2 separate regions of the Mus musculus genome follow, and region 1 is linked to region 2. A link is a loop called in an ENCODE intact Hi-C map of the cell type or tissue named here. Cell type or tissue: gastrocnemius. All regions are shown on one strand.

The links. Hi-C counts contacts between places; a loop is a spot of excess contacts. Peaks named below come from ENCODE experiments on the same cell type or tissue, not always from the same donor. Only the 100,000 strongest peaks of a DNase experiment are listed, where the experiment ranks them.
Region 1: it touches region 2 in a loop (2.7-fold over the local background); 12 of 42 quality-filtered maps call a loop at or near these places.

Annotation. Positions count from the first base shown.
Region 1 is chr4:15,172,431-15,174,930 of GRCm38, forward strand. No RefSeq gene overlaps it. Among named protein-coding and RNA genes, the nearest start is that of Necab1, 25 kb to the left of the region's middle. In gastrocnemius, CTCF peaks have their summits at 295 (motif pointing right) and 1,416 (motif pointing left); no DNase peak of the experiment used is centred here; H3K4me3 peaks cover 32 bases; H3K27ac peaks cover 25 bases.
Region 2 is chr4:15,316,162-15,318,661 of GRCm38, forward strand. The region is part of intron 3 of Gm29883 (a long non-coding RNA gene); the gene reads left to right. It overlaps Gm29829 (a long non-coding RNA gene), which reads right to left and starts at 1,262. Exons shown (of 3, transcript XR_390425.4): 1 at 1,113-1,262. In gastrocnemius, a CTCF peak has its summit at 1,323 (motif pointing left); DNase peaks (open chromatin) are centred at 153 and 1,258.

The DNA of each region.
Region 1 (2,500 bases), 140 kb before region 2:
CGCATCTGATGAGTTTAGCACACATGGTGAGGACTCTAGCATGTATTTGTTCTTTCATTAAACAAAAACCCGCATCAACTAATATGAACAAAGTTTCTAATGACCTTTAATAAGAATATTTTTCAAATTTTGTGTCTACCCATAAAGATGAAAATCATGTAAGAAACTTCTTAGCAGATTATATTTTAGAGATTATTATTAGGCATGATGGTTTAGATAGGATTTAGTAGTGTATCCAGTGAGGACTCATATGATGGAGACAGAATCCTGCATGTGTCTGTACAGTAGGTGGCATTGCCCTACTAAGGGATGCTGCCTACCAGATGGTGCTCAGCTCACTGTGAGTGCTGCCTCCAGGACTCAGAACAGTTATTAATGTGGTCAAGAGCAAGTTGTAGGGAGAGTAAGTCAGCTCTTGAATCCCTCATGCTTCCTGTCTGGTGATGAGCTGTCTCTCTTTCATCTGTTCCTTTGCCATCTTGCAAGAGGCCCTCATCAGAGGCAAGATGATGCTGGGCCATTGCATTTGAATCTCCAGAATTAGGAGCTAGAGTTAATCTATTCATTTGTTTTATTACAATAATTTTTAAAACGGACTAATATCCAGGGTAAAATGCAAGGCTAATGCAGAAGGTGAAAAATCTGTGCCTTCATACAGTAGTGAAAGAAACTAAGTAAGGGTTTCATAGAGGGAATTTAAAAATACTTGAAAAAGTCTTCAAAATTCCAACTTTTAAACCGTTTTGTTTCTATAATAAGTCTTAGAAAGTTTAGATAAGGAAGATGAATGAATGCAGGCGAGCAGGATATGTATATGTAAATGTAGATGATGTATATATATATATATATATGTATATATATGTATGTGTATATATATATGTGCATATATATATATATATATGAGAGAGAGAGAAAGAGAGTTTCTTAAGAACTCTGTACCCCAGTAAAATGCTGCATAGAGTTTATGTAAATCATGGAGTAATGAAGCTAATTATGTACACACAGTACAGTGGAGCACTTCTCTGCCACTCTATGGGTATATGAAATCCTTTTAACTCAAATGCCCATTATATATTCTTAAATGAGAATAGCAGTGGGTATAGTAGTCTGCAGTTGATATTACTAGATAAAGTATGGAGATATAAGCACCATTATATTTGCTCAGTTGTTCACGGACTGTAAGATTTGGATAGTTTTACAATTTGTTTTGTACGTGCATATTACTTTTCAAAAATCATTGAGCAACTTTAAATGAAAAAGAGATTTTTGCTTATATACTTAAATATATGCTTATTTTCTTAGACTAAAAGAGAATTATATAATGTAGACCCTGGTTTACAACACAATCCTTTAAGAAAATTCAGTCATTGAGAATAATTTCCCATTACTATAACTCTTATGCCACCTTCTGGTCTAAATATAATCAACCTAACTGAAACTGTCTAGCGTTGCCTGATTGTGTTTCAGTGCTATTTCAGCTAGCTTGCTTTTTCCCTTTTTTTTTTTTAATTAGGTATTTTCCTCGTTTACATTTCCAATGCTATCCCAAAAGACCCCCATCCCCTCCTCCCCATCCCCTACCCACCCACTCCCCCTTTTTGGCCCTGGCGTTCCCCTGTACAGGGGCATATAAAGTTTGCAAGTCCAAAGGGCCTCTTTTTCCAGTGATGGCTGAATAGGCCATCATACATATGCAGCTAGAGACAAGAGCTCCAGGCTACTGGTTAGTTCATATTGTTGTTCCACCTATAGGGTTGCAGATCCCCTCAGCTCCTTGGGTACTTTCTCTAGCTCCTCCATTGGGGTCCCTGTGATCCATCCAATAGCTGACTGTGAGCATCCACTTCTGTGTTTGCTAGGCCCTGGCATAGTCTCACAAGAGACAGCTATATCTGGGTCCTTACAGCAAAATCTTGCTAGTGTATGCAATGGTGTCAGTGTTTGGAAGCTGATTATGGGATGGATCCCTGGATATGGCAGTCACTAGATGTTCCATCCTTTTGTCACAGCTCCAAATTTTGTCTCTGTAACTCCTTCCAATGGGTGTTTTGTTCCCATTTCTAGGAAGGTTTGCTTTTTCCCTTTTTGAATCAAGTATTTCTTTGCATCCCAAATACAGCATAAAACACAAACTGTAAATGTACACTTTGTGATCATGTGAAAGCAATTATAGCTTAGCAAAAGAGAGCATTGGCAAATCTTGCCAAATGTAACAGAGTGGAGAGTATTCTTTAATGAGTAAACCAGACAATATTAATGTGGTTCTGATTTAGTTACATTATAGAGGGGCACAGGATTTGGAACCAGCCTAGATTGGAATGCCGGATTAGTGACTAATTCACTCTGTTTTTTCCTTACCTTTTGTCTTCTCATTTACCTTTTATTATCACTACTCAGTGAAAACTGTGACTTTTGCCATCACCAGCTACCCCAAGCCTTCTCTTCTCCTTGTTTTTGAATATTTAAAACTCTATATAAATCAGTATACATCATTGGCTGT
Region 2 (2,500 bases):
TGATCTTTGAATAAAGACCATATTAAAAAGTATTAGTAAAATATTAGTCAAAGTCAAATAAAAATATATTCTTTCAGTGAAACTCTCCAGTGAGCCAAAGCAAACAGCGACAGCCGTGTTCACAGACTGTGGTGTCCAGCTGTGTTCACAGACTGTGGCGTCCAGCCTTGAGGATCTGTATCAGAGTTCATCTCCACTGTCAACCCAGGTTAGACAAGTGAGGCCAGTGGGAGCTGAGCAGAGGTCACATTAAAGTTCTCTCTGCTGCTCCATCGAGCACCTCAGTGAAACAGTAACGCAATGTGATGCAGTATCCATTTAGAAGTACTGCACAAAATATTGAAATTACTTTTTATATATATTCTAATATCTATGTAATTTTCTTTTTCCCTCTCTCATACACACACAGACATATATATACACACATACATACACACACAGACACACACACACATATATATATGTATATATATATATGTACATATATATATAAAAATTGTTTTCTATTTATTTGAAAAGCAAGGTATTACTAAGACAAGTCAGAATCGTGTATTTCTTTCTTACCAATAAAGAATTTTCTAATAAGGGCTGTAAGATAATTCAATGGATCAACACTTGCCCACAAGTGTGAGGACTACAGACCAGATCCTCAGAGCCCATGTCAAAAGCCTGCAGATGTGATTCCCTTCTGTGATCCTAGTACATGGGAGCCAGAGAGAGGGGATCCCTTGAAATGCTAGTTAGATTAGATGGAATTGGTGAGCTTCAGCTCCAGCCAGAGACACGACCCCAATAAAGCAGAGCAAACTCAAGGAAGATACCTAGCAACCACTGAGCACATGTGAGCACATGTACATGCACATACTACACACATACACACACACACACACACACATACGAATCACGCACACATACGAATCACACACACGAATCACACACACACACATACACACACACACACACGAATCACGCACACACACACACACACACACACACACGAATCACGCACACACACACACACACACACACACACACACGAATCACACACACACACACACACACACACACACACACACACACACGAATCACACACAAAATAAAGCTGTATCTACCTGAAAAATACCCAGTTCTGGAAGGCTGGTTTTGCTGTTAAGTCACTTGCTGGACAAGCATGAGGATCAACCCTTGGCCATGAATACCTGTAACTTCAGATCTGAGTGGGGCAGACACAGGAGCCCAGCCTAGAAAACATGAGCTTCAGGTTCAGGGAAAGACCTGGTCTCAAGAAGAGAGGCAAAGAGTGATTTAGAAGGACATCTGATGCCCTCTTCTGGCCTCCACACATGCATACAAACAAGCACATCAGTGTGCACACAAGCATTCTCTCTCTCTCTCTCTCTCTCTCTCTCTCTCTCTCTCTCTCTCTCTCAGGCATACACACACAGAATAAAAATTTTAAAAGTTCAAAAGAATTCTCCAATGAATTGATTTCTTAGCATAATTCTTGTACTGTGACTAATTAAGGTAATTCTTGGAAAACACTATGGTGTTCACTCTGAATGTGGTATGCTGTTAAGGCCGGTATGAGTAGAGAGCTTATTTGTATCACTCTATAATGAATTCCTACTTGAAAATTCTATAGGTTAACATGTTTTTTTTTAAATAGGCAGATCCAAATTTGACTTTAAAAAAGCAAAATGGTTTTCAACCTAAATACAATCTTTAATAGATTACACAAATTATCTATTACCTTGTCGTTATACAGTAGTGTTTATGGTAAATGATTTGCCCTAACACAGGCTAACATAAGTGCTTTGGGCACATTATCACAGGTTGGGCTGTGATGTTAGATGCGTTAAATGAGTTTTGACCTTTTGATGGGCTATGACATTACCAGGCTAAGAATTGAGGAGCACTTCCATGTACCTTAATGTGTATTTCTTTTTTTCTGACATTTACGTGTATTTCTTTTTGTGGTTTTTTTTTTTTTTTTGTACTCTGACATTCAGAAAGCTTTGGAACTAGTGTGTTGCTTAAATGCTGTTATCCACTGAGCTCATATGTCTAAAACTATCTATTCGCTTCCCCCAGATATGCCATCTTGCCATCTTGATTTAATAATAAGCTGTTTTCAAATCTTGCAGGAATGAAATAAAAATCCATTTCAACTTTAAGCAAGTAAATCATGTATTCACATGGTTGTTTTGTTTTTTTTTAGAAGTTTGTCATAATAGACAATACTCCCAGACACATTAGAATATTTAACTGGAGAATAAAAGCATTTGTGTATTCTTGAGCACCTAAGAAGAAGATGGAGGTGGGGGTGGAACCCTTCCTTTTGTGTCTAAGAAAATGCATGTATCTAGTCATTCATAGATGGTAGCAAAAATCTAAAGATCCTGTCTGCTACGGTGACTGGGAGACCCATCAGTTCACCAACAGAATCTCTTTCTAGGGCTCATCTGTGACGTTTATAAAGACTGGCTTATTTTTAAAAATC